Linked DNA regions of Mus musculus: region 2 is linked to region 1. Evidence: chromatin loops called from intact Hi-C (ENCODE). Cell type or tissue: left cerebral cortex. All regions are shown on one strand. Each heading gives the region's core, and the rest is flanking DNA. Links, peaks and the distances in the headings are about the cores only. Region 1 holds the start of Zfp292 (zinc finger protein 292). Region 2 overlaps Zfp292 (zinc finger protein 292).

Region 1 (15,503 bases), core at 3,507-11,506:
TAAGGTCCTGCCTGGGTTCACATGAAAAATAAATAAGTAAGAATAGCACCATGGAAGCACCTCACCCCAGTCCATGGCTATTACCAAAAAGATAAAATTAAAAACAAATACCCCATAATAGCCAAAAACCTCACTGCTGGGTCCTCATTCAAAGGAAATGAAATCAGTAAGTGGAAGAGACGCCGTCCACGTCGGATCAGTGAAGACTTCAAAACAAGCAAGGTAGGAAAGTAACCAAGTGCTCGTCAATGTGAGCACCATGCACCATGGAATTCTGTTCGTCAATCAAAGAGTGAAATACTGTCTGTCACCTACAAAAACACGGACTAAACTGGAAGACATGAAGTTTAGTTAAATGACCCAACACAGAAACACAAAACAAGTACGCTCAGCCATAAACAGAACCAAAACTGTGCAACCAGAGACTTCAGAAAGAGCAGACAAACAGAACTTAATAGTACAAAGCTACAATTAAGAATAGGATGCCCGCTGGGCGTGGTGGCGCACACCTTTGATCCCAGCACTCAGGAGGCAGAGACAGGAGGATTTCTGAGTTCGAGGCCAGCCTGGTCTACAGAGTGAGTTCCAGGACAGCCAGGGCTACACAGAGAAACCCTGTCTTGAAAAAAAAAAAAAAAAAAAAAAGAATAGGATGCCCTATTACACACTAGAGTAATAAGAATAGTATAATGTGGTGGCGCACACCTTTGAATCCAGCACTCAGGAGGCAGAGGCAGGCAGATTTCTGAGTTCGAGGCCAGCCTAGTCTACAAAGTGAGTTCCAGGACAGCCAGGGCTACACAGAGAAACCCTGTCTCGAAAAAAACAAAAAAAAAAAAAAAAAAAGAAAGAAGAAAGAAGAAAGAAAGAAAGAAAGAAAGAAAGAAAAAAAAAAAGAATAGTGTAATGTGTTTTTCAAAATAGCTAGCTAGAATCAGGGATATAGAATGACTTCACTATAAAGAAATTATTGACGGGGCTGGTGAGATGGCTCAGTGGGTAAGAGCACCCGACTGCTCTTCCAAAGGTCCAGAGTTCAAATCCCAGCAACCACATGGTGGCTCATAACCATCCGTAACAAGATCTGACTCCCTCTTCTGGTGTGTCTGAAGCAGCTACAGTGTACTTACATATAATAATAAATAAATCTTTAAAAAAAAAAAAAAAGAAATTATTGATGTATTGAGATGATAGAGATGTCAATTACCCCGATTCATTATATAAGCACAACAGTAACATAGTATCCAAAAGATATGTACCTTGAGAGAAGACAGGAAGGAAGGAAAACAATGGAGCCCACCCACGATGGTCTATGCTTAACTATAATTGCAGCACTTAGGCTGAGGCAGGAAGACCAAGGCAGCCTGTGTCACTCTGAGACTGAGTTTTGTTTTGCTTTGCTTTGTTTAAAAAGGGGAGGAGGGAAGAGAAAAATGGTAATTGGTTTAGTGTTACTGGGGTTTTTGGTGGTGGTGTTATTCAGAGACAGGTTCCCCAGGCTGGCCTAGAACTCAGCAATCTTTTTCTGCCTCAGATTCCAGAATGTAGGCACCTGGCTTAACCTTCAAACACAGAGCTGTAGGAATGGCTCTACAAGTAAAGATGCTTGTCACACAAACCTGACAATCTGAAACTGATCCTGGACCCCACTGTGGAAGAACAGTCCAATCTGGAAAGCAATACTCAGACCTCCACTGCATTTATATACACACGCAGAGACATATAATAATACTAAAGGTAGGTAGGGCTGGAGAGATGGGTTCAGTGCATAAGCACATGTTGGTTGAGGTAGGTTCCCAGCACCTTGCTGCCTGTAGCTCCAGGTCCTATGGAAAGCAAGGAGGACCTTATGATCACAGACAAGCACTAAGGAACCAGGAATGTCAAACCCACAGGGTTGTTCCATAAAGGAAGCAATTCATAACCCTCTTCTCTGACCTGAAGGCTTCCAGTGGAAGTGGGTAATAGCCTGGTGACCACGCCTCTTACTGAGAGTCTGTCAATTTATACCACCTATCTTTATGAAAGGTTTCCTAAGTACAAAGAGTTTAGATGCAGTTGTTTGTTTTTTTTGTTTTGTTTTGTTTTTTTTGGTTTTTCGAGATAGGATTTCTCTGTATAGCCCTGGCTGGCCTCGAACTCAGAAATCCGCCTGCCTCTGCCTCCTGAGTGCTGGGATTAAAGGCGTGCGCCACCACTGCCCGGCTTTAGATGCAGTCTTAAACTTCATTGTGCACATGGGATTGAATCAAGTACCACCAGGAAACCTTTTGCCAAACTTTGCTGTGCTTAAGTATGTCTAAAATAAACAACTAGAGGCCAGTCCTGAAGTTCAAACCAACACCCACTATTTAGAACTGCTGAACCATACAACCTCTTGCTTCCTCTGCTTGTTGTTCTGCTGGCCATGGTGGCTGAAGAGCCATCCAAGAGGTTCAAAGGATTGACACTCTTTCAGGCTTCTGAGGACGCTGTACACATGATGCAGATGTAAATGCAGGCAGATTACCACATACATAAAATAAAAAGAAACCTTTAAAAGTATTTTTAAAGCCGGGCAGTGGTGGCACACGCCTTTAATCCAGCACTCGGGAGGCAGAGGCAGGTAGATTTCTGAGTTCGAGGCCAGCCTGGTCTACAAAGTGAGCCAGGGCTACACAGAAACCCTGTCTCGAAAAAAACAAACCAAAAAAAAAAAAGTATTTTAAAATAATATATAAATAAAACTCGGGCTAGGAAGATAGTTCAGTCAGTAAAGGCCTGAGTTTGATTCATGGGATCCGCAAGGTAGAACAGTGCTGGCTGGTTTTGTGTGTCAACTTGACACAGCTGGAGTTATCAGAGAGAAAGGAAATGAAATGTCCTCCAAGAGAGCCAGCTGTGGGGCATTTTCTCAATTGGTGATCAAGAGGGGAGGGCCTAGCCCATTATGGGTGGTGCCATCCCTTGGCTGGTAGTCTTGGTTCTATAAGAAAGCAAACTGAGCAAGGCAGGGGAAGCAAGCCAGTAAGTAACATCCCTCCATGGCCTCTGCATCAGCTCCCGCTTCCTGCCCTGCTTGAGTTCCAGTCCTGACTTCCTTTGGTGATGAACAGCAATGTGGAAGTGTAAGCTGAATAAACCCTTTCCTCCCCAATTTGCTTCTTGGTCATGATGGACAAATTAGTACCAGCATGAGGTATTCCTATGACAACCTGACCATGTTTTGGGGGGGACTGTGGAAAGACTTTGGAACTTTGAGCCAGAAGAGCCATTGGGATGTTAAGAGCTCTGTGGGATGTTCTGTAGGAGCTTGGAAGATAATGTTGAGAACAGTGCTGAAGGTGGAGGCCTGTTTTATGAAATTTCAGAGTGATGCTTACAGACTCTTATCAGGGCTGTTGCTGTTTGGATTGTAAAGATTCTGTGGTTTTGGTTAGCTAAGAATGAAGAATCAGCTGTGATTAACAAAATACCAAAACTACTAAAATGAAACCTTTGTGTTACTCATTGATGTTGGTTAGCTGGAGCTAAGAAATTAGCAGTGATTATTAAGAAGAGACCAGCATCACTGAGATGAAATCTTCTGGCAAGTGTTTCCTGAAAGCACAGAGGCTGTGTTCCAGAGATAGCCAAGGTTGTACTCCTGCTGCAGCGGGACTTGGTAATGTGTAAGAGTCACCCAGGTGGTACAGATTTTGAAGGCATGAAGGGGTCCTGAAGAGCAGCTGAGGCTCAGCACTGTGAGAGGTCATGGAAGGCCATTGGGGAAGGTGCAGCCTCAGTTGCAATTGATGGCCCAAGACTGAAAAGGCCATACAAAAAGAGTTGAGGCTTGGCACCATGAAGAGAGCCTATAAGTGGCTGTTAGTGAGGCCTAGTTGCAGCAGAAGACCCCAATGTATTGGAGATGCCAGTACCATGGGATGATCACCAAGAACAGTAACGTCTGTGGAGTGGATCCACCCTAGCTTAGAGTGCTACAGACTGCAGAGGTAGAGAAGTGACCACAGCCCTCAGAAGATCCTGAGTGGATCCCAGACATTGGAGTTAGAATTTGATTTTGCTTTTGATTGTGACTGTACCCTGATATTTTTCCCTCCTGAAGGAAGAAAGTATTTTAGTGGAGCCCACAGTTAAGAGACTTTGAATTGTAAAATGACTTTGATTTTAAAAAGAGAATTGATATTTTAAAGGGATGGAAATTTTAATATGTAAAGATTTGTAAAGACTGTGGGACTTTTAAAGTTATTTAGATCTGGGGATGAATAAGAAAGTAAGAGTTGAAGCTTAATAGTGATGTGTTTGTGCCAAGTCGAGAGGTCAATTGTACTGGCTGGTTTTGTGTGTCAACTCAACACAAGCTGGAGTTATCACAGAGAAAGGAGCCTCCCTTAAGGAAATGCCTCCATGAGATCCAGCTGTAAGGCATTTTCTCAATTAGTGATCAAGCAGGAAGGGCCTAGGCCACTGTGGGTGGTACCATCCCTGGGCTGGTAGTCTTTTTTTTTCCCCTTTCTTGGTTTTTCCAGACAGGGTTTCTCTGTGTAGCCCTGGCTGTCCTGGAACTCACTCTGTAGACCAGGCTAGCCTCAAACTCAGAAATCCATCTGTCTCTGCCTCCCAAGTGCTGGGATTAAAGGTGTGTGCCACCACTGCCCAGCCTGGGCTGGTAGTCTTAGGTTCTGTAAGAAAGCAAGCTAAGCTGGACAGGGGAAGCAAGCCAGTAAGTAACATTCCTCCATGGCCTCTGCTTCCTCACCTGCTTGAGTTCCAGTCCTAACTTCCTTGGTGATGAACAGCAATGTGGAAGTGTAAGCTGAATAAACCCTTTCCTCCCCAACTTGCTTCTTGGTCATGATGTTTGTGCAGGAATAGAAACCCTGACTAAGACAAGAACTAACTCCTGCAAGCTTCCCTCTCACCTCTGCATGCTGTGGCACATGCACAGAGATACACACAGACACAAATAAGTGTAAATATAACAGAGCAATCTTTAAATAAGCACAAAATTGAGGACTTTAAAACTGAGCCTCAATGCTGACAGAATATTAGCTCAAGTCCAGTGACTGCCAAACGTTTATTTATCCTGGCTTTCTAGAAGCATGTGGACAGCCCAGGTCTACCGGAGAAAGACATAAAAAGGTCGAACTGTAATTCCAAGGTTAGAAAACAGGATTTAATTTCTAGCTCCCCCTACATCTAACATTACATCCCATGTTAACTAAGACAAAATTCTAAGGATATTTGAGTTGGAGCCCAACCCCCACTCTCTCTTCTGTCTTATGCTATTATCTGGAACTCACTATGTAGCCCAGGATGGCCTTAAACTCTGACCTGCCTTCCTCGGCCTCTCAAATACAGAATTAGAGCTCTGGAGATCACTTTTATAATTTATAATATTGGGGTAGGGAGCATAAATCAGTCTTTAGCGAACAAGCCTCGAACCCAAGAGACACTGGGTTTGCCCCTCAGCCAATACACCCTCAGTATGAATTACTATTTCTAATTTTTGAAAACCACCAATGATTACTTCATTACTATTTGATTTTTATCAGCAAGGTAATAAAAAATGATTTATATACCTTAAGATTTATCACTTAATAAAACCAATATCGAGTTATTTTTTTTAACTGTTTTATTCATTAGAAGTAACTTTAAAATGCCAGGCAGTGGCACCTGACTATAATTCCAGCACATGGTGGGGCAGAGGGTGAGAGGGGAACAGGTAAATCTCTGAGTTCAAGTCCAGCCTGGTCTACAGAACAGCCAGGGCCACCCTTCCCCCCCCCCCAACACACACACAGACAATTCCTGTCTTAAAAAAGACAAAACAATAAACAAGAAGAATTTAAAACCTGGTGATGTACCTAGCATGCTGTACCTAGTACCATCTTAACCACAACCACACACACAGTGATACTTGTGCATCAATCTCAAAAACGAAAGAGAAAGCTATACTTATACTCTTTATCGCATGAGCCTTCATTTTAACAGTATTATCAATCCTTAAATCATCAGTGGATTCTACTAAGGAATTAATATCCCGAACTAAAGTAGACTTTAGTCTGCTCCCAACTGCTCATGGTGGCACAGATCTGTAATCCTAGCATTTGGGATGGTGAAGTAAGACGACTACCCAAAATTAATGCCAGCAAGGAGAGCATGGAAAGACTGTCTCAAAACACCTCCTCCAGAAGTGGACTCCATTTACAAATGAAATCTTGGCCGGGCGTGGTGGGGGCGTGGTGGCGCAGGCCTTTAATCCCAGCACTCCGGGAGGCAGAGGCAGGGGGATTTCTGAGTTCGAGGCCAGCCTAGTCTACAAGGTGAGCTCCAGGACAGCCAAGGCTACACTGAGAAACCCTGTTTCAGGGGAAAAAAAAAAAAAAACCAACAAACAAACAAATGAAAGCCTTATTTGTAAATTCTACTAAAATAATTTCTCAGGCTTACGATGGTGGGCAATTTCAGGGCATAGAAAATAGCAAATTTCAAAGTTTCTTTAATACTAAGGTTTAAAACAATGACTCTGTAATGTGGCCTCCAGATCTGACGAACTTTCTGACTGCATATATTTGCAGACAAGTCATCCTTGGTCCTATTTTTTTTTTTTAAATAACGAACCATCAATGCATGAGCATAAAATGCATACGGCAATGGGGCTGCTTCTGTATGTGATCAGATACCCTAGAAAGATAGATTTCAGCACCTGGAGGCTGGCAAGTGAAAGTATCCCTGTGAAATCCTAAAATGCTCCACCATTGTTCAAATCTCAGTGTTTCCAAAACAAAATCTTAAGCATGACACATCCATTAGGTTTCATGCTTTATGTAAAAAACGGCCTCAACTAGGCAGTTTAATCAATGTTCTCCCTCCCTCCATAGTCAGCACACGTTAACTGGGGAGTCTTAAGACCAGATGGAGATCCAAACTCTGATATCTGTCATAAGATAACATTTAGAATGTTACTAACATTCTAAATCCTAGTTAGAAAACGTTGCTGAAAAGCAATGTCCTTGGGCAAGAAAAGAATGGGAAGATCTGAAACTGACCCAAGCACAAATCCCTTGTCAACCAAAGACACTTAACAGGAAAGAACCCAAGAAATGTGGGGGTGGGGGTGCACGGGGGGGGGGCCGGAAATCGTACTCTTCCGGAACGTAAAGGCGAAACAGGCACTGGTAAAGCCGCCCCCAAGGGACGACTGACTATGGAACGGTGACAGCTCCTATGCACCGCGGAGAGCAGCCAGCAGGAACGGCCGCAGCGCAGACGCCGCCGCCACTCCCAGCTTGCAGGTCCGGCGGGATTGGCTCGAGAACATCAACAAAGACCCTCCGGTCGCAGCCTAACCCAACAACAAAGGCCGAGCGACTGCGCGCGACGGCCGGCGGCGACAGGGGGACTGGCGCGCGGCGGGCAGCCCGGCGCCCGCGGCGCAGCCCGGGAGCGTGCACGGAGCCCCGAGGCCGTCCGGCCCAGCCTGGCCGCGGAACACAAAGACGCGGACCGCCCGCGCTCCGGCCGCCGAGGCCCGCGGAGGGGGAGGGGCTCACCTGGCACAGCTGGCGGCAGTAGGCGGCGGCGGCCTCCACCGCGGGCTCCCGGCTCTCGCATAGCCGCCGCTCCAGCTCTTGCAGCCGCTCGCCCAGGCGCCGCAGCTCCGCCGCGCAGCCGCCACCGCTCAGGCGCTCCTGCTCGGCCTCATCGTCCGCCATCTTCGCAGCCCGCTCCGTCGCGTACGCACCTGGGTCACGTGATAACACAATGCCACGTTCGGCGGGGTCACGTGCCCGGTGCGCTGGCACGCCTGGGCGCACGTACAAAGGCCGGGTGTGGGGCTGGCGACCGCCGGGGCAGTGCTGCAGCGAGCTGAAGCTGAGGCCTCTGCTGCTGCGGCGGCGGCTAGGGCCAGGGCCAGGGCGAGGGCAAGGTCTGCGGAACAGCCGGAGGCCAGGGCAGGGTGGAGAGCTGGTGATTGCCCTGGTTCTGGGCCAACCCGAGAACGCCTCCTGGAAACAAGCGCTCTAGGTGTTGGAGGGCACACACACACAACAATTGGGTCAGAACAAAATGAGAGGTTCAATTCTCATTCTGGGAAATCAAGCAGCGAACACAAGAAAAGAATAGTGTGGAGAGAATTCAAACAGACCGAAATGATTAATGTTGTAACCCGGTGGTTTTTAAGGCACAAAAGCTTTTCTAAAATCTGGTTACCGTTACGCGTTACAAGAATCCACACCGAATCTTAGTTTGGGAAAGTAGGTCGAAGGAAAGAACACAATTAAGGATGCTAAAGTAAAAAAAGGAACACGGATGTCAAATAAATGCCAGTAGCAACCCTCCTCTTGGTGCTGCAAAACAGGTGGCCTTCTAAGCCGTATTTTATTTGCAAGACGAAAACAGTATTTGGCATTAGAATTGGAGAAGAGAGCTGAGTGTTGTGTGCACGGTTGTAATCTCAGCACTCGGAGACGAGAGGTTCAAAAGTTCATCCCTGGCTACATAATATTTCCTCCTCCAGCCTATGCCAGATGAGTTCTTACAAATTTAAAGGAGTAGGGGGTAGAATAAGAGGTAGTCGGAAAATCAATGTGCTTAACCATAAATTTCATAATCAAACTAATAACAAACCCAGTGTTTGAGGGCTAGGGGTGTGACTCAGTTGACAGAGTGCTTGCCTAGCTCCGTTCACTGCATAAACCAGGCAAAAGGCACGCAACTGCCTGTTTAATCTCAACCTTCCCTGGTGAACGCCAGAGTATCAGAAGTTCAGAGACTACACTATTTTGCCAGTTTCAGGTCAGCAAGAACAAATAGACAAACAAAACAAAACACCCCACAACCTACTGTTTATTTAAGAGGCAAGATGTCTGCCTTACAACTGAATCCTTTTAAAACAAACAACAGCGTTGACACACCTGGTCATTTTACTGTTGTGTTCTGACTGCACTGTATTTTTCTAAGGATAGTTATCTAAAATGAACAACCAGCCTGGAGGTTGGCTCTAGCAGAACTGCAGCACGAAGGAAGCTGGAGCTGAGGGTCTCCCGGTCCAGTCCGCCCGGGCTACATTGTAATGCTGGGTCTCAAAAACATAATTTCTACCGTATCCAGTAGCCTTTTCAGGAAATGTATATAATAAAGCCAGATGTGATTCTAGTCCTCACAGGTGACGGGAGGAGGACACTTAGTGGAAAATGTTCTCTGAATACTGTGTTGTTCCAGCGAATGTTTTGTAATGCATGCTTTTAAATCATTACATAAGATGAACAAGCACAAGGCAACCTTACAGAAAACAGCATCAATACTGCACATTAACAAGACAGAATCCTCTAATGCTTGCATGTACATGAGACCAGGGGAGCACACTGTAAGGCTAAGGATTTCCTCTATTGGATTGAACAGTGAAAAAGAGTTGAAGAAACAAATGAAGGTAGCTGTTTTGTCTTGCCCTAGTCCCTGTAGATACTCTACCAATGAGCTGCCCTGTACCCTCCTTGCTTAAGATTTTAAATTTTGCAGTTCATTTTCCCAGGTTATATATATAGTTCAGGTATTAAAGTTCCATCAATGTATGCTATTTTAGGATTCCAATGAAAATTATCAAAAGAAATATGTGATTAGCCAATGCACCAGTAAATGCAAGGACTGTACAATAACTAAAGGCTAGGAAGCTTACCTTTTCTACAATTCAACAGTAATGAGTTACACCACACTTCATTTACAGGAAGGAAAGTGTGTAGCAGCAGGTGTGGAGAGAAAGATCCAAAGTGAAATATGCCTGAATAATGATTTTTTAAATTATTACATAGGGCTAGGGTGTAGCTCGATGGCAGAGCACATTCCGGAGACTCTGGTAATGGGATGGGGAGGGGGTACCTAGTAATGTCATTCCTACCTTCAGGCCATGATACCCTTGTGGCTAAAAAAACTGGATTAGGAGCTGGAGAGATGGGCTCAGTGGTTAAGAACATTTGCTAGTTTTCCAGAAGACCAGGGTTGTAGTCCCTGTACCAGGTGGCTGCTTCACAGCTGTCTGTGAGTTCAGTGTCAGGGGATGCCAACTGCTTCTGGAACCAGACATGCAAGTGGTGCACAGACCTCATGCAGGTATGACACTCTTACATAGAAAATAAAATTTTAAAGGAAACTGGAATCATAAATTGGATCTGCATTCTAGTACGGCCATATAAATTCATCTGCACCTTTTGCTTTTATCTAGTGTCTGTGACTGTTAAACTTGAGAATTATGAGGAGAAAGACGGCCTTAGTTAGGGTTTTATTGCTGTGAAGAGACACCAGGACCACAGCAACTCTTATAAAGGACAATATTTCTGGTTTATATTTTCAGAGGATTAGTCCGTTATCATCATGGCAGGAAGACATGGTGCTCGAGCTGTAACTAACAGTTCTCCAGCCCAGTCTGCAGGCAGCAGGAAGAACAAGTCACACTAGGCATGGCTTGAGTATCTCAGACCTCAAAATCCATGTCTTAGTGCCTTTTGGCCAGCCTGAGACCAAGGTGACTTTCTGTGACCTGTTTGCTTTTTCCTCTTTTTGGGCAAGTGACTTAGTGACAAAACATTTACATATAGAAAGAAGTAATGGGCCACAGAAACGACCATACCAAATATCCAGTCATAGCACAGAAACTAACAATTGAAAATAAAGAGAGACATCTACATAGCTATTTAATACAACGCCTGTGGGTGCAGGGCATCCTACCAACCCACAGAGAAGACAATCAACAAGCACACTGAGTGGAAACGAGCATGTGATTGTCCCTTGGTATGGTTGTCAAAGGAGAGAACAGCCAGAGGCAACTTGGGAGAGTACAGAGTGAACATTTCTCTCAGAATAGATCAGATGATTAGAGGGACAGCGGGGAAGCAGAGAGAAGAGACCAAGGGAGCCGAGGACCAAGAGCGTGCACCCAAAATAGCTAAGTTCTCTAGGAATCGCAAGCTGGGGGAAGACAAGCAAGTTCAGGGGCTGGAGAGGTTTATGGTGGGAGGCAGGGGTGAGGCGTGCTAAGAGAAGCCAGGACTCTGTAACAGGTCTTAGCAATGCTGAGAACCTGATGGTCACGGTCAGTTTTTATACAACAGGTCCCTTGGCTAGCCATATGTCCCAGGTTTGAGACCTTATACACACAAAACTTAACCGTAGCCGTTAGCTTCTTAAGTACCAAACTTTCAGTTCACAGGAACCACTACACACACACACACACACACACACACACACACACACACACACGCACATACCCTTCTCTGCCTAGAGGCTCTTAGGAAAAATTGGAGACCCAGTCCATAAAATGACAATAAGGCCACTTGGGCCACAAGCCCCCAGGTTTCTGGGGACAGCGTTTTGACCAAGCAAGGCAGTTAGTTCGTGGGCGTGGTATCACAAGGGCCCTCAGGCAGTCGAGCCTTCAGCCACCAGTTACACTTCCGGCACTTGTGCTGAGGAGCCGCGCTTCCGGGTGGCGCCAGCTTCCCGGGTCCTGCGGGCTTCCTGCAAGCCTGGCGCACCAGCCGGCTCTTGAGGAATTCCTAGACTGCGGGACCTGAAGACTGGAACCGGGGATGCGCGGTGCCTGCTGCACGCTGGCAGCGCCGGCCGCCGCCACGCTGCTCCCCAGCCCTGTCTGCACCCCGAAGCCCGCGAGCCGAGCTGCCTCAGCTGGCCACACAGCCCGCGGGCGCGCGGCCTCCAGAGCCCGCCGGGAGGAGCCGCTCGGGCTGCGCGCGGAGGAGGCAGGGAGGCCGGGAGACTCGCCCTGCAGGGCTTGGCCGGCCTTCTCCAAAGAGCTGGGCTGCACCCGGACGCCTGAACCCGCAGCCTTGGGGACGCGAGGATTGGCGTCTGCTTGGAGTGCATCCAAGAAGACTGGAGATCTGGGTGAAGACCGCCGCCTCATCTGCTAAAATCACACTGCACTTTTTGTAGAGAAGATATGTTTTTTCCTCCTCTGAGAGACAGCAACCGGATCGATTAAAAGCGCTGAAAACATAAGCCAGGCACTGGTCCGCTTACGTACACAATTCCAATGAGCCCGAAACACGAAGCACGAGTAAAAAGATTAGTTTTAGTCCTTACATTCTTTTCATGGAGGGAAACAGAGGGATTTATCTAGCGGGATTTTTTTTTCTTTTACCTTATGAGGAAGAAAAACCAAATGGAAAATGAGTAATGACATATAAAGGAAAAAAAGAAGAAGAAAAAACTATGTTGTTTTTTTGAGATAGTTTCACTTTGCAGCCCATGTTTGATTTGAACTCCGTGGCAGAAAAATGACTTGATTTTCTTTTCCTACTGTCCTTCACCGTCACACTCGTTTTGTGCAGTACTGAGTTCGTTATGCATGTTTGGCAGCCTTTCTGTCAACTAAGCCATCGCTAATTATTCTAATTCACCCAAATGAAAGCAGTCATAAAATAAAGCAAAAACAGAACCTTGGAAACAAACTCTGTAGCGTAGTTGAATTGGCGTGCACCATTTCTCTAAAGAAGCAAAGAGAAATACAGAAAATAGTTTTCCCTCTCCCCTCCTCCTCTCCCCACTCTTTCCCTTGTGCACAGGCTCTATCAACTAGGAGCTATACGCCCAGCCTTGTAGTTCTAAATTATAATCGTTGTACATCATTTACCTCATCGGGTGTTATATAATATCACACTGTTGTAACACTTGAGTTTTTAAAAAATAGCAATGCTGTGGTGAAATGAACTTAGAAATGCACAGGTCTCTCTTCTCATTCTAGGACATCAACTTAGGAAATTTTGTTGATTTCCATGAATCTTTTGTTGTTGTTATTGTTGTTTTTCAAGACAGGATTTCTCTGTGTAGCCCTGGCTGTCCTGGAACTCACTCTGTATACCAGGCTGGCCTCAAACTCAGAAATCTGCCTGCCTCTGCCTCCCAAGTGCTGGGATTAAAGGCATGCGCCACGACTGCCCAGAAATTTCCATGAAGCTTATAGACCAGGGAAAGGGCATCAAATCCCATTACAGATATTTGTGAGCCACCATGTGGTTGCTGGGAATTGAACTCAGAACCTCTGGAAGAGCAGTCAGTGCCCTTAAGTGCTGAGCCATCTTTCCAGTCCCTGTTATAAATCCTAATGTAAATATCTGATATATGACCCCTGTGAAAGGACTGTTCACCCACCCCCCGCCAAAGGGGTCACAACCCATAGGTTGGGAACCTTTGTTTTTGACACTTTCTTCAATATAGAAGCAGTACTATTTTAATTGGTACTATTTTGAGTATTCTTGCTCTGATCACAAATTGAACAAGAGTCATTTCCAACAAGCAACTTCTATCAGACTTTTAAAATTTTATTATTTACATTATAGATGTTTTACCTGCATGTATGTCTGTGTACTATGTATGTATAGACCCTGCAGTGGCTAGAAGAGGACATCAGATCTGGGGTTACAAGTTATTGTGAACGCAAAGTGGGTACTGGGAATCTAACCCTGGAAGAGTAGCCTGTGCTCTTACCTGCTGAGCTGTCTCTCCAGCCCTCATAGTTCTTTTTGTTGTTTAACACTGCTTCTTGTAATAGAGTCTTACTACATGGTGTTAGTTGTCTTGAAGCTTTCCATGTAGACCATGCTAGCTTCAAAATTGCAGTGATCGACCTGCCTCTGCTTCTGGAGGGCTAGAATTACAATCACAGCACACCTTTACAAAATGTTCTCTTTCTCTCTATACTTCTCTGATCCCCACTCTTCAAAGTGGGGTAGCTTTGATGAACCACTTACTGTGTTGCATACAGTCAGGTGCCATATAGTTGAGTCTTATTCACAATCTGGTAGCACTTTAATAGTAGAAACTGTATTATGTCCAGTCTACTTTCTATAATGTCACTTGGCAAGTGACAGTGTACTTAGTAGTCAATATGTATCCATTGAAATGAATGCAATCCAGTTTGTATTTGACAGTAGCCTGTCGTCCTTGTTCTCATTATAAACAGTTTAGACTGTAGAGAGACCATATTTGCTCTCTAGCCTAGGTAAACGGTACCCTGCTTCTGCAGTTCTTCTTGCAGCTGATCCGCCTGACCAAGTCGCTTTGCGGGGGGTCGGCTCCTGCAGCCTCCAGTTAGCATCTCAAAGTGACTCAGTGGAAGGCTAGGTAAAGCCGCCACAGGAAATTGCCCTCCTCTAAGTGGAGAGGGACTTATGTCGGCCCTTTGTTCTTAGTACTTGTGTGACTCTCAGAAACTGTGTTCACATTGGGGGGGGGGGGGGGACGACACTCACTGCAGGTCTGCACATAAATTCAGTCATAAATTGAATAAGAGGTTATAACAGAGAATGCCTACGTGCCTATGCACTAGGAGCAATTCTCTGGCTTAACTTTCACCGTTTGTTACCAGCTTGCAGGGTCATGAAAAGTTTTAGACGATAACTAAGCCATCTGTGAAGTCTTGTTTAGATAAACTCAGTCAATATCTTATCTCTTGTTTTTGCACCTGGCGTCCTGTGTTGTATATATTCTTTTTAACCTTCCGTTAATGGCTTCTGTAACCCCTTGGAATGCGCCCTAAGTATTAGAAGTCTGCTGTTATCTCAGAAGCAATTAAGCAGTCATTTTATAAAAAGAACCTGAATGTCTCTGTGGGTATTGCCATTTGGAAACAATGATAACCCTTGCTTGCTGGATGTTTCTGCAGAATAAAAGCTCTTTGTCTTTGCATACTATCCGAGTCTGGGGTCTTCCTTCAGCAATCTTCTTCAGACTCTGCAAGTGACACAGGTGTTAGGAACTCAGGTCCTCTGCCAGAGCAGGAAGCACTCTCAAGTGATGATTCATCTCCCCAGCCCGTGACCTCATTTTTTAAGGCACTGCAGTCTAGGAGATTTGAACCTTTCAGATCTGTCATTAATTTAATTAAGTATCAGGGGATTGATGACACCTTCTGGTCCCATTTCCTAATCCCTATTTGTATTTCATGCAGTGATATTTCCCCCAACCTAAGTTGTTGGGATAGATTGAAATGTGTATATAAAATGCTGAGTACTCGCTAGATAGCAGTGTCATTATCCAGTGACTAACTCAAAGCTGTCATGCTTTTAAGGTGTCCTCTAACCTGCCTCCCTAAAGGTGAATTATGGTTGAACTCACATTTTCCTTTTGGCTATGCATGCTTAAGTGTTCTGTATACGGTTCTAAAGTGATTTTTATGTTCTAGTTTGTCTTATGGCTCTTTGCATAATTTCCCTGTCATAGTATCAGTTATTATACAAGGAACAATTACATACTCCTTCAAAGTAAATTATGTAAAAACGGAGAAAAGCATTAGTTCACATGCAAGAGCTAGCCACAGCCTGGAAATTCAGTGTAGGAAATATCATACATAAGACTTTTCTACCAAATACTATGAAACTTGTATTTAGTGCAATGAATTCAAATCTTTTTACCTGCCTCCTCCACCTTGTAAAACTTTTATAAAAATATTTTTGTCTCCCCAGACCCTGTAAAACTTTGGTCACTAGTCGGGCGTGGTTGCG
Region 2 (15,503 bases), core at 4,370-12,369, 58 kb before region 1:
ACCTTTCCAGGTACACTTGTACTGATGGTTCCACCCTTTGCTGCAATTTACTCCAAAACAGAGTGAGTTCCCTTTGAAAAAAAAGTTTGAAGGATAGACAGGAGTAATGTAATAATCATAGAATAATCTATTGTGCATTAATGTAGCCATTACATTTGAAATTAAAACTGACTTTAGATTCCAATTCTCTGGATAAAATTATGTCTAAATACAAGATAAATAGCCTCTTTGAGTTTCTACAGAATAAAAATCAGATGCAGTTTCTTACCATATTAATCAGAATTTTTCAATCTCAGAGTAGCTGTCTTTTAATAAGAAAACATAATACTTAAACAAGTGATATAAAGAAAATCTTTGAGTCACATTTGGACTTTAGACTATGTAATATAAAAATACAAAGTCTGTGTGCATAACATCTAACAAGGCACAAGAATGAAAACCCTACCTATCTAGGATTAGGGTGTACCTCAGGGATAGACCCTTCCCCTAGCAGGCCTTCAATTACAGCATCTCCCCAAATAACAGCTCCATAAAGAAAGTATTGTCTGCATTAAAGCCTATCCAGAAGGCTGTTATTATTAGATGAACAGAACTACCAATGATGTTACAGACCCCCAAAGGAAAGCACGCATGTGACACAAAGGTTAAACAAAAAGAAAACTAAATCCTAAGCTTATTTGATGTTAATAACAGTTTTCACAGAAAATAACTAAAATGATAAATGTGCCAGTTGTGCCCAATTTCTCTTCCATCACTCATTAAATTCCCTGCTTGAGCATTTTCAACAATTGTTCTCAAGAGCAGCTTTTGCTAATGTTTTCTTCAGACTCCAGCTCTTTAGTTACTATCTTCTTTGCTGCTCACTCACTGGACTGGAACATCTCTGGAGGACCTAGTGAGAAACTTTTGGCAACATTCACCTTTCTAGTTCTTTAGAAGTCTCGTCTACTTTGATTTTTCTAAAACCCAAATCTGACTTAAGCCATGATTCCTTTAACAGCTTGTAGTCAACAGCAGGCCACGTATTGTTTGATCGGTTCCATAACAATACCCCGTTAGTGAGGTATACCACTGCAGCCATTTCAATGACCAATTCTTTAAAGCACACATTTCTAAGAATGTTCCTATCTCTAAGCAGTGTGTACTGTGCATGAACAGGGGGGCTGCCATTCTTCCTCCTTCAGCTCTTTCTATTGAATTCATCGTTATCTCCAAATAGCCTAAACTTTTTACTGTAGTCAAAACAGATGCAGGAAGTTTATTTTCCATTTCCATTATGCCTCCAGCCATACCCAAAGGGCAGGCCTTCTACACGCTAGAAGGTTGGATTACTCACTCCCCTAAGCTCTGCAGCTCCACTTTCTTCCTCCCATGTGTCCTCTAGCCATTCTCCAAACTCTCAACTGTGCTTTAACTATGTTTTCTACATAAAGTTTCTAGTGTTGCCTTCAGAGTTGGTAAGAGGCAGCTTCTGTGTGTCACATAAAATTCACTTTGATGTCGTTTTAAACCAATGTAGCAATGATTCCCTAGATATTACTGACTCTCACATTATCTTATGCTCAGAAAATCTACTTGTCCATGAAAAACACACTGTAGTTATCCATGACTTTAAGAGCAATCACCTCTGTATTTAAGATTTAACTTATTCACAAGAGGCAACTACTCAGAAAAGCTTGGTAACTCTGAACTGATTGCACAGCCATTTATTTACCTTGCCTGTTCTAGATTCATTCACATGCTGTGTGAATGCAAATATTCTTAATATGCTATAATCCAGTTACTTTAAAGACTACCTTACCACTGAGTGACAACTGCTCATCTTGGGTAACAATAACCTAGGGCTGTTATCAAGTTTTTTATCTTAATGGAAGTCAGAATAAGCTGCAGCCCCCCCCCCCCTCCAAGGGTGCTACAGAAGTTTGGGAATGTGCTGGGTCAGGAAGCATCTAAAGGACCCAAGAAGCCAGCCAGGAGGATGCTCAATACAGATATTAAATACGCTATATTTCTACCAGTAAGTGCCAAGTAGCTCAAAATATATAATATGTAGGTTAAAAATATATATATATACTGGGCTGGAGAGATGGCTCAGCAGTTGAAAGCATGACTGCTCTTCTGAAGGTCCTGAGTTCAAATCCCAGCAACCACAGGGTGGCTCACAACCACCTGTAATGAGATCTGATGCCCTCTTCTGGTGTGTCTGAGGATAGCTACAGTGTACTTACATATAATAATAAATAAATATTAAAAAAAGAAAAAATATACTCTAATCACAGATAGGTAGAAAGAACTGAAAACAAATTTAATACTGCCTGATAACACAAAGAATTCCTAAAACTAAAATATGAAATATTTGATAATCAGATTTCATAGAACAGAATACCTGAAAATACACCTTTTGTCTTGGTAAGAAAAAAGATTTTTTAAAATCTCTAAATTATATGAATTCTTTTCTGCCTCCATAACATCCCACTTCACAGTAGCCAGGCCCTTAAAGAAAACTGAGCCCACACCTTCTCTGTGTGTATACTGTTTCTTTTATTCTCTCATTCATATATTCTCTCTCTCTCTCTCTCTCTCTCTCTCTCTCAGGCGGGGGGCAGGGGTTGTCACAACAGCCTTCAATGTCATTGTAGTTACTAAGGCCACTTGCCCAAAGCAGCAGGTAGCATGGACTAGCGTGCACATATCTCCAGAGGAAGCACAGACTACAGCCATCAGCACACAGCAGCAGCACACAGTATAACACCAACACAGTTGGTCTCCTTGCTGCTTGGAGGGGCCAGGTGCATCTGTCATCTGTCCTGCCACCAGAGGCAGAGGTAATCACGGTCAGTGTTATGACCAGAGGCCATGGAGATAGCTGTGCTCCCTACTACTGCAGGAGGCCATCTTGATTACATGAATTCTTATCATTGTTTTTATTTCTTTTTTAGACAGGGTCTCACTATGTGGTGCTGGCTGACCTGCAACTTACTGCGTAGGCCAGGCAAGACTGGAAATCGTAAAAATGAGTTTACAAAGCCACCAGAGTAATGGGATTAAAGGCTTGTGTCACCCCACCTGACCTTTGTTTACTAATTTAACAAAATCCTTAGAAAAGAATAGCAACTCACCAAGCACAGTACATATCTCCTTGCTGGAGCTGCCGTGACAGAAAGGCAGTACACAAAACCAGGGCGCTTTTCTCATCACCCTCTGACTCTAAGTTACAGATCATTTCTAACGCATCTTTGCAATCCACTTCTGAAATCTATAGAAAAAGGAAACAAAAACAGGTCATGAAGTGGCTTTAGGACACACACACAACAATAAATTTAATTTTCCTTTTGATACACACAAATTCTTATCAGTAAAACATATCAAAGTTATATACTATCAAATGATAACTGAGATAAAGACTTGGCAAGTTATTTTTTAAAATAACCACTCTTTTTTGTTTTGTTTTGTTTTCGAGACAGGGTTTCTGAACTCACTTTGTAGACCAGGGTGGTCTTGAACTCAGAAATCCACCTGCCTCTGCCTCCCCAGTGCTGGGATTAAAGGTGTGTGCCACCACACCCGGCTATAACCACTCTTTATAACTAATAAATATTAATACAGTATTCTGAGAGAGTACTAAAACCGCAGGATACCAACTACCTTCAGAAATGCATGAATGTTCAGTAACTACCAGGTGTTAATTAGTCATAAGCATCTTTTACCCATTAAATTGGATCCATTACCAAAAAAGAAAACCACAGCACTTTCACTGTTACTCTTTGACTCACTGATTCAAACCATTACTAAAACCCGAAAACACAGAGAATGTAGTGGATACAGACTAATAAACTGTCTACTAATCTTAAGGGAAGAAAAAACCCAGAGTATTGAATACAGCTGTATCACTTTAAAAACAGGCTCACTCATCTCTACTATTTTGCTTTTCATATAAACTTACTCCAACTCAAAGCGTTGCTGGAGGTTCATATACTCTAAAGGCAACCTGAATCATTTAACCTAGTATTTAAAACAAATTTAAGATGTATCACTTAATTACTTATACATATAAAACAGAATTAGACAATGACGTCTACAATTTGCTGTAACAATAAACAAGGAAAGATTATCTTTTCTTCGGGAAATAGAAAGATTGAATTCCTAACGGTATACATGAGATGGAACTGAAGAATGAAGACCATCAGCAACCATGTATCACAGGACTGTAGTTGTCTCTCCTGGCTCATAATAATCTCTCTCACAACCCATCAGATGCAAGGTAAGCAAAAGGATAGGTGTTATGTATGTAAGACTGATATGTGATTTTAAGGCATGGTGGTGCTTGCAGACACATCTGAGCACTCAGGAGCAGAGGGGCAAGAGATTGTAATTTCTAGGCTAGGGTGAATTACAAAACAAAAACAGGAAAACACTAAGAAAATCATTGATTTCCCTTTTTGTGATCTAACAATGACTTGTTCTTAAAGATGTTAAGAAAGATTTTGGTTTTGTTTATGTGTATGTACTAGTGTCTACATGTACATATATGTACCATACGTGTGCCTAGTGCCAGAAACCCGAAGATGGAATCTGACTGATGGAGTTCTGAAGATGGAGTCAGGAGTGGTTGGAAACCATCATGAAGGTGTGGGAGCCAAGTCAAGGCCTTTGCACTCAGTCCCTCCCTCAACTCTTTAGCTTACCAACAACCATTTTAAAATGAGGGTGCAATCGGTAGCTTGCTCTGACTGAATCCTAAACTGTTTGTGATCAGACACATGTAGCCACCCAGGGAAAAGGCTGACTAAAGAGTGTGTGTGTCTGGACCACCTGTGGTAACTTCAGTACAGTAAGAGCAGTGCACTACTCCTGTCAGACAGGCTGTAGCAAAGCTTTATCTGTAAGCTACGCCATTTACACAACCCAACAAACAAGGGTCCAAAAGATGTATGTTTATACAATCAGTATTCTAAAATAGCTACAATATGTTAAACACAGCGTCAGACATTTCATGTACACTGCAATTATAATTTTCTCACTAGGCAGAGAGTATAATATTTTATAGATAAGAAATTAATTTGCTTACAACAATTAAGAACTAGACCCACAAATCAAACCATATCTGACTGACAAAGATCTAAACCCTTATCATTTTATTATATTACCTTTTACAAGGCTTTTGTTAATTTTAATTACTCTAATACATTCATCATGACAAATGTCAGTCAGATGAGCTGCAAGTTCTTTTTAAAACCATTTTTATAACATGTTAATAACAGTAATGGGAGCAAACTACTTATTAGGGCCAGCTTCTTCAGAATTAGCATGGATAATCGACATGAGAGGCTGCAGGAAGACACTACCAAAGCTGAGGGTCACTTACCTAGATTGCTTGGAACCAGATATGCTGTACCTTTCAGATTTTTAAAATTATTTGCATATATACAATGAGATACTGGGTTTGGGGTCCAAATCTGCACATAAAATGTCCTTTCCCATCTTATACACATGCCCGAAGGTCAGTAGCCCATGCAGTGTCTTTAGTGTACCTGTGTCTCGCTGTGACCATAACATGATGGCAGAGGTGGGGTTTTTCATTGGTGGTATGTCTGTGTTCAAAAAGTTAAGAGATTTGAGGAAAATTCAGACCTCAGATTTGCTAACTCGGGATGCTCAGAGATTTAAGCTACTCAAAATTATTAATTTACTGACAGTCAAGATTTTAATACAAGCTTAGATTCAGTCTCATCTCAGAATTCCACATATCTAAGTATATTGAGGTCCTAGAGTGTTAAACATTGTTTTTTACTTGTTCAAGTTTTAAAAAATTCATTATCTCTTGAAAATATGATATCTTTGAATCTCATCAGTTCCTTCTAAAACCTGAATTCCTGTTGAAAGCTCATATGGCACCAATTGTATAATTATTTCCCACAGTTACCTCCATTAAACTAACTCTTAATATTTGAAGTGTGTGTGCTAATTCCTCTCCCTCTATTTATATGTGTGTGTGTGTGTGTTTGTGTGTGTGTATATATATACACACACATATATATATAACACATCTATGTATATGCATATGTAAATGTACACAATATGCCAAGTGAAAAAGTTCATATCCTCAAAATACACAAAAACTTAACTAAAAGATTGTGTTGCTGTACTGTTATCCAGTGTATGTTGAACGTGCTGTGCACTAGCATTCAGAGAAAACAGTTCTGTGGGCCTGCTCCTCTCCTCTCACTCCTACACAGGTTCCAGGAACATGGCCCCTTACCTCAAACTTAATTTTTTCCTGATTTGTGAGAAGTTCTCTTAAAAAAAAAAAAAAAAAAGCCAATAGCACAGATAAGAGAACTAAAGTTAAATTAATGACTGAATAGACAATTTGTGGAAGTAAAATATAACCATTTGAAAACAATTAATTGTTTTAAAATTACAAAGCAGCATAATTCAGGAATTACCAATATATCACCAATTTAGGGACTATGTCCTATTTTTATAAAATAGGCCAAATTTCAAATGTAAGACCGTATAGAACGATCTATTTGTTAAAGATATACCCTGCTAAATCCTCTTATAAAGCAGAAATATAATTTTAGAATGTAAATAATGCCTTTATTTTCATATGGTTCTCTGTGCTACTTAGTAAAAGAATAGAACATTTAAGTAGTACTTCATGTTTACCAACTATATTTTAAAATGTATTAGTTCAATTTTCCATTAATAGTCTCAAGATTACAGTTTGCTCAGCAAAATATGTTTTTGTGTCATAGAGAAAGAATTTTAAAGGCAAACATCATCACACCTAAAAAAAAAAAAAGTAAAAACATCATACAACTAGCAAATATTTCTACATCAAGACTCTCCAGTGTCAGAAAAGAAGGAATTTCAGGACACGTTCATTGTCATGGTTTTGTTGTTGTTGTTGCTTTTCTGAATAATTTGTCTCTACCCTATTTACAATATGTAGATTCTTTGTTTTAATTCTTGATTTTTTTTTTTTAAAGACCAGGCACACCTTGAGCTGGCCTTGACCTTGCTTCTTCCTGCTTCAACCCCACCCCCCAGTGTTGGGATTATAGGTCTGTGCTACCATTCACATGTCTAAAAGATGTAGATTCTTAGAATCAATTCCACATCAGTGAATGAAATGTATCAGTATATTTTCAAGGATGCAAGGAGGTTCACTTACAAGACACCAATCTAAATATCCACCTGTCTGGTTAAATATATCACAAATTTATATTAATGAACTGCAGTTATTACATGTAAACAGAACAAATTGAAATGAGGTCACTAAAACAAAGTGTTGTCAGTTAATGACTGTATGTTTTAAATATATAAAATATATGTGTGTAGGAAATGTAAGAAAAGTATATAAGTTATATTTCTAAGTTGATTTAAGGGAACTCTGAAAAAACTCTTTGTGCTGGGGGTGTGGTGGTGGTGGGCAAGTGAATGACATGGAGTCAGCTGGAAGTGGTGTCTGTCGTCCCTGACTGTCTGTCTGCCTTCACCTGGGCCTCTTGCTCACTGCTGTTCCCATCTCATCACAGGAGCACTGGGATTATAGACATATAAAGGCTTCCATGTTTTGTTTGGGTTTACGGGGTCTGAAATCAGGTTCTCACACTTGTGTGGCAAACACTTCACCCACACTCTCCATCCCAGAGAAAGAGGAGAGAGAAAATGATGACTAGAGAGAAAACAAAAGGGCATTCAAAAAACTCTTCCATGTTTATTCTAAAGATAGAATCAACTGAAAAACTGGAGGTAAGCTAAAGCTGCCAACTGTTCTACTAGCTCTGCCAAGAATCTAAGAAAAGCTTATTATAGCAAACAATGAAATGTGCATCCTTTCTTACAGCCCCTAAGTCTGACATCCTACAGGGACAGCAGCTATTACTGCTGGAAAATAGTTCATTTCTTGCCCACTCAATCATGTGGACAAGAATTTCCTCAGGATTATCAATTTAGACCACACCTGACTTTTAATTAAATCTATCCCCATATTCTCTAAGGAACATGCTTTTAAAACTCAAATCTTACACACACACACACACACACACACACACACACACACACACACACACACACACACACCAAAAAAAGAGGAAGAGGAGGAGAAAAAGGAACAAAAACTGTGAGAAGAGGAAGGATATACATACATACATACATACATACATACATACATACATACATACATACTTGTAAACACAATCCCTAAAGGAGGCAATGCCTTTGGGAAAGTTTCAAGGTGCAAGTGACATGACTACTTTCCCTTGGGGCAGAAATAATAAGACTGGTTGACAAATCAACTTTAAAACATTTTCCTCATATGGGACAAGAAACAGTTTCAAATACACTTCTTAAAACAATATTACAAAAGTAATATATTTCTAAAAAAATGGACTTTCCACAGGATTTATCCATATACACAAACCTAAAATTTGGTCACTATGACTGATAGTTTTCCTTGGTTGGAGGACACAGAGAACTTAGTGAACCATATTTATTAACAAGAAGATAAAAACAAAATAAAACAGTTAATTTTATATGTTTAATAAAAGAAACGCCTAGAATCCCCAGAGAGAATATTTCTGGTATATATCTCAGAGTAGGCCAGGCTACTGCTACTTAACTCTAGATAATTATAGCAAGAAGGAATATGAATTGCATATTTCAAGGCCTGGTCATTTAGACATCTAGGAACAGTTTTGAGACTAAAAACTAAGTTCAAAGGTAATCTAACAACCGTAATCTTAGACGGTTCTCCTAGGCAAACTTGATTTGTGCAGAGACTACACGGCATTTACTGATTACTGCCTCCTACTGTCTACAAAACTCATTCTGCATTTGTTGCCAAACACACTTCAGAAGATATCTTAAGAAATTTTATTTCTTAATTAAATTCTCATTTTCAACTAATAGGAAAGTTTTGGGATTAGATTTGCTCTCATATATGGTGATTGAAAAATGCAAATTGTCTGTGAAAATAAAAGAATCGGTAAAGAGAAATAGTTACAGACTAGTCAACGTGTAAACTAATAGAATAAGGTCCAAGACTGAAGCCTATGTTTTACTCCCTCCAGCTTACAGACTGAAGAAACCATTCTGGTTTTCTAATATTCTCACCATATCCAAGAGGCTTATTTATCATCTTAGTCCAAATCTGTACCATCTAGCTTCTTCATTTTGCAATCACAGGAAAAAGCACACAGCTATTACACACAATCCTTACCCTCATGTGACAATCACCCGAGGCAACCATGCTTCTGAACTCTAATTACAGGCTTCTCAGTCTACTGATGACTGTGCACTCCATCTTAGGTTTCAGCATTCCCTTTAAAGTACCAAGTCCACCAAACAGAAAGGTACTCTACTCTTGGCAATTCAGACTGGTATACAATGAAATATAAGCATGACTACCTTCATCAACCTTCTCTAATTTCTTCATGTCTTAAAAGACAAACTAACCAACCAGTCCAGAGTCCACTGAGCGCTGCCCATATGTATGTGTGAGGCTCTTCACTGGAATTCCATCAGTGGCCAGCCCCTTGCCCCACCTCCTCCACAGTCTCCCTCTCAGCAACTACACACTGCTAATAGCTCCTTAGTAAGAGATGGAACCTGGTGATAATCTGTCCAGTCTATATCAGAATTTTGCCTGCCTTAATCTCCGTATATCCTTTACTTCTTGTTACTGCTCTGGAGTCAAGCAGAAATATAAGACATTTGAAAACAGTGTTCATAGAGTACTATACTAATAAACTCTTACAGTTCAATACATTATTAATTTTTATCTAAATTATTTAAACACAAACTACTATATCAACTTTTAATTGTAAAATTGAATGTACAAAAATATAGTTTCCTTTGGGTAATGATTATACTTCTAGAACTTTGCAAATTCTACACTTGAATACAATGAAGTATAAATAGTCTTAAAAAGAAACTCAAATGTTATTTACATAAAATAGGCAAGTAACATTTAATTTTTGAATGGTATATTTTGTTATATAGCATGTATCTATTTAAATACAGTCTACATATACAAAGATAATTTATATGACTTCTATCTAGTCTTATTCTTCTTGTTAAATTAGTCAGGTAAAAATACTCTTAGGTATCCTGATGTCAAATAAAAATGAAGTTACGACGTAAATACTGCCATAACCACCACTGCCATGGCACTGTTGAGGGCACTGTCTGTCCCATATGATTCAAGTTGCCCTTACCCACAAACATACCACAGTATAGACAAATGTGCTCCATTATTTACAAACAAGAAAGTCCAAAACATTCTAATCTAAACTTAATTTATCCACTTTAAAAAATAATTACTAACAAAAAATATACTCACCTCTTCAATTAGCTTTTCACTTGGAGATGATGTGCAAAGACAGACAAGGTAAGTTTGTTTAAAACTACCTTTTGTACCAATCTCAGGATGATCAGAACACAGCTTTGCTAGAGCGGTTGCTTGACTTAACTGATTGGTTTTGATTAGATGTTTAATTCTCATATCCAACAAGATGGGACCCTCAAAAGCTAAAAATTCATTCACTTAAAAAAACAAGACATAATATATTATTAACATTTCGTAAATCATTTGCAACACAAATAAATACTTTAAAAATTTTTTTTAAGACACAGAAACTCAAACTATTCCTTTTTAGCAAGTTTCTACTAATGTCAGTAAGGATATCACACAATATTCAACTTTATAAGTAAAGGGAAATCATACGGCCCACCTTGTAGCAGAGTCTTACTATATTGCTTATGATGTCCTGAACTCTCTATGTAGCCCAGGCTGGCTTACAACTTGTGACCTGCCTGTTTCAGTTGCCCAGTTGTTAGGGTTACAGGAATGTGATACTATACCAAGCTTGACAACTTTTAAAGTCTTAGAAAATGTTTTTATACTTAAGGCCACATTTAGAATGGACTAAAAGGTTCCCCGCTCCCCGCTTTTCTTCTTCTTTTTTTTTTTTTTTCTTTTTTTGGAGACAGGGTCTCAGCAGTGTAGCCCTGGAAGGTTTGGAACAATTAGACCAGGTTAACCTTGAACTCATGGAGATCCTCCAGCCTCTGCCGTCAGAGTAAAGGTGTATACCACACCTGGCTTGAATAAACTTCTTGCTTATACAAATATTTCTGCATCAAATTCTTTTAAAATCATAGTAAATCTCCCAATGCAGTTATTCTTCTTGTTTGTTTTGTTTTTGGTTTCTCCGTGTAGCTCTGACTGTCCTAGAACTCACTCTACAGACCAGGCTGGCCTCTGCCTCCTCGGTGCTGGGATTAAAGGCCTGTGCAACCACTGCTGGGCCCGACGCAGTTCTTAACCAACCCAAAGCACCATCCAGTTACCCATCAATAATTACCCATGTAATAAGGGTAATAAGGGTATTGGGGCAGTCTAGAATAAGAAATTCAACAAATACTTGGTTTAACGTTGACAATACACTTATTCTTTTACAAAGGGGAAGACTATCTTTTTAATTGATGTTTTAAAATAAAAATCTGCACAAAAAATAGTTAAGAAGGGGGAAAAGTCCGCCAAAGGAAACATGCATTAAATGCCCTTGGGATTTTACTTATTCCAATCTATTACGGCTAAGACAGTTAAGTTAATAAGCTTCTATTCTTCTCGAGCCTGTGCTCTTTTGGTTCTCTAACACCTGTGAACAAGAATTAATGTTTTAGCAAGTATGAATTCAAATACTTCCCTTAGCTTTCTGTACCTGGATAAAAATCATGTTTAAACATTTCGTTCTTGCCTTTAGAAGATCCCTAGTAAGCAGTAACTGAAATGCTCTGTAGCTGAACACTGTATCCTCTCTAACTGTGAGCTCGTGGAAGAAGCGTCCGGCGAGTAGCTGAGGGATGGTCTTTCCTTTCCCGTTCAGGCCCTGCCTGGACCCTTCATTCAGTCTACCTTCTCTGCTCTCCTAGAAAGTCACATCCAAAAAGCACTGTGACTGTGACTCGAGTACTAAAGTCACAAATACTTAAACAATAGCACAGAGTTACACATTGAAACCATTTCTTCAGTCTAGCATTTGTACCTACAGTCACTTAATCTTTACACTGAACTAAAAAGAGGACATGATAAAGACTAAACACAGATGAATCAAATGTACAAGTATCTAGTGTCTTTATCTGACACAATGTAATACATTAATGACAATTTTTAGTACAAAATAATCTTATTAGGACATTGATATTTCAATATATTTTCCATTGAGTTCATTATCAAAACAAATTCTAATAAAAGTTTTAAATAACAATTTACATAAAGTTAAAAGCAGGCTATTCTGACTATTTATGAGTAACAGACATTAAGAAAACAGTTATAGGTTCTTTCTTTTTAAAAAGGAAATTCTAGAGATACAAAGTCTGGGAATTATTGCAAACTATCATGGAAACTCATAACCAATAGGATCTGAAAGATCGCAGTAAAGAATGAATTTCAAAGTGGCAAGTATCTATCAAAACTGATGGCATTTCCTAAAAGGTCAATTTCAAATAATCCCTAATTTTTTTTTTTGGAACAGAGTATACAAATCAAAATTACAACCTGTGCAGAATAATTTTTAGATCAATGCACTAAAAAAATAAATATCAGGACAAGAGATTTGGCTGAGGAGGTAGGAGCACTTGCTGTTCTTTGGGAACATCTGTATTGTATCCCCAACACAGTCGCTCACAGCCATCTTTGTAACTGCAGTCCCAGGGAATCTGATGCCCTCTGCTGACCCTCCCAGGCGATAGATACACATGTGGAGCACATGCATACATGCACGGAAAACACAAGCATAAAACAATACAATAAATCTAAAACAATTTTTACAGAAATGTTAGTCTTAAAAATTCAAAATGCTAGGCACTTATGTTTTAATGATGGAAACCAATAGCCCGCTTAAGAGACATATCTCTAGGGAACACAGAGCACAGGGGCAGAACGGACTTTGTGTGGTTAGTGTCTGTAGCCCCGTCACTCAGCAGAACAAGTAAACTGAGGCACTCACCAACAGAATGATTTCCCTAAGCCACAAAATCATCTCATGGCAGAAACAAGACTAGAAAGTGTTTTCTGACATCTAAATTTATCAATCTCTGTAGGTCCAGAGAGGTAAAGACCTGTCTGACTACTGTGCCTGCTTCTAACTTAAAAATATATGTTACCATCAGTGAACAGTTGGGAAGAAAGACTGCACATCCCACAGGTACCGCTTCAGATGGAAGGCTCCACTAGCACTAGACTGCTCTGCTAAAGTCCCTTCTCCCAGCTCCTACACCCTTCCTCCTCCTTCCAATCCTTCTCAGTACTTGGCATCACTCACAGTCTCCACGGCTGCCCTACAAGACTGTGATGTTAGAGCAATGTGTTTAGCGCTCACAGACTTGTTTTATGCTCTTTATCTCTGAGTACCTAAATAAAGCACCACATTTCACTTTCTTCTATGCTTTTCTTTTTTTTTTTTTCCATTTTTATTAGGTATTTAGCTCATTTACATTTCCAATGCTATACCAAAAGTCCCCCATATCCACCCACCCCCACTCCCCTGCCCACCCACTCCCCCTTTTTGGCCCTGGTGTTCCCCTGTACTGGGGCATATAAAGTTTGCAAGTCCAATGGGCCTCTCTTTCCAGTGATGGCCGACTAGGCCATCTTTTGATATATATGCAGCTAGAGTCAAGAGCTCCGGGGTACTGGTTAGTTCATAATGTTGTTCCACCTATAGGGTTGCAGATCCCTTTAGCTCCTTGGCTACTTTCTCTAGCTCCTCCATTGGGAGCCCTATGATCCATCCATTAGCTGACTGTGAGCATCCACTTCTGTGTTTGCTAGGCCCCGGCATAGTCTTCTTCTATGCTTTTCATATATACATACCATAAAAAATAAAGTTAAGTTGTAGTCATGTTTAATCTGTCTACTTTCTTTGCATCTATACTTCAAGAAGAAAAGGGTCTAAACTGGTTTTAAGCCTATCAATATAGCTAAGTAACAAAACTGCAATCTAGGTGTATGATGTTCAACCAGTTTAAAAAATATTCTTTCCATTAGTGACACTTTTATCAATAATAAATGATCCAGGTGTGTTGGCACACATGCGTAACTCACACAGCTGAGTATCAGTCAGATACTCAGGAAAGCGAGTATCTGAGTTAAAGTCCAGGCAGGATTACAAAGTATGACTTTGTCTCAAAAGGAAAAAGAAGGAGAAGGGGAGTGAGGAGGAGGAGAAGAAAAGGAGAAAGAAATAAAGATATTTTTAAGAGATTAAATAAACTACAGCACAAATACTGCTGTATGTAAAACAGTTTGTCCCACTCCTCTTGATTCCCCCCACACACACACACAAAATGAGGCCACCATATTTATTACTAAGTGCACACTCTCAGGCCAGGCTTAACAGATGGTTCTGTGACATCTTTGATGCAACGCTCCTGAAGGATGATTAGTCAGTCGCAGACAAAGAACGTTCCTGCTGGACAAGACAGTAATAATGTGTAAGACTAACACTTGAAAGGCTGACAGGAAGGCTGGCTTGTGTTGGAGGTCGTCCTGGGCTACACAGTAAGTTCTAGACCCATCTGGGGTATACAGAAAGACCAGCTCAAAAAAGCAAATGAGAAAATTCCCACGGGGGTCAGGGGGTCCTATATCACACAATATGTAACATATCCACACTACATCTACTTAGCTATCTTCAACTCAGAAACTAAAGAGTCAGCCGCAAAAAAAAACAAAAACAAAAACAAAACAAACAAACAAACAAACAAAAAACCTCTATGGATAAATTACTAATATGTCCAATTCATTTAGTCCTTCGCCTATTCATTTCCTTCTACTCTACCATCGATCACTGACTAACCCCATCCCAATCACTAGGCCATTGTAAGGGGCCTCCTAATTCTCAGAGGAATCTAGGACAATAAAGTCTTTAGCTGCTGTTGTTTATTTCAGCTTTTTAATTTATTCTGGTAATTTTATACATGTATATAATATATTTTGGATATATTCATTCTGCTTCATATCCTTTCCCATTCCAACTAGAACGTTTTTCCAACAAATAGTCTTTCTATTTTCATGTCTTAAAAACAAAACCAAAAGGGCTGGAGAGATGGCTCAGTGGTTAAGAGCACTGACTGCTCTTCCAGAGGTCCTGAGTTCAAATCCCAGCAACCACAGTGACTCACAACCATCCGTAATGAGATCTGACTCCCTCTTCTGGAGTGTCTGAAGATAGCTACAGTGTATAGTGTACTTACGACAAATAAATAAATCTTACCAAATACCACACACACACACACACACACACAGAGAGAGAGAGAGAGGAAACACTTTTAAACCTCTGCTGACAGGTGGAGGCAGTCCTGTGCATCCATCCTTTACTGAGCAGTTAGTGGAAGGTGAACTGCTCCGGCAGAGGAAGGAAACTCCTTTTTTATGGTGTGGGCACTAGTAGATCTCCCTTCACGCCCAACAAAGCCCAGTGTGATACTGA

Evidence for each region. Hi-C counts contacts between places; a loop is a spot of excess contacts. Peaks named below come from ENCODE experiments on the same cell type or tissue, not always from the same donor. Only the 100,000 strongest peaks of a DNase experiment are listed, where the experiment ranks them.
Region 2: a loop joins it to region 1, with 2.3 times the contacts of the local background. A loop is called at or near these places in 9 of 42 quality-filtered maps.

What each region holds. Positions count from the first base shown.
Region 1 is chr4:34,875,220-34,890,722 of GRCm38, forward strand. It overlaps Zfp292 (zinc finger protein 292), which reads right to left and starts at 7,729. Exons shown (of 8, transcript NM_013889.2): 1 at 7,539-7,729. The coding sequence starts at 7,700. In left cerebral cortex, for the core only: a CTCF peak has its summit at 7,224; DNase peaks (open chromatin) are centred at 6,909, 7,271, 7,764 and 10,788; H3K4me3 peaks cover 2,522 bases; H3K27ac peaks cover 2,047 bases.
Region 2 is chr4:34,816,345-34,831,847 of GRCm38, forward strand. Zfp292 (zinc finger protein 292) reads right to left here. Exons shown (of 8, transcript NM_013889.2): 5 at 10,349-10,551; 6 at 3,120-3,256; 7 at 1-71. Among named protein-coding and RNA genes, the nearest start is that of Smim8, 46 kb to the left of the region's middle. In left cerebral cortex, for the core only: no CTCF peak of the experiment used is centred there; a DNase peak (open chromatin) is centred at 7,727.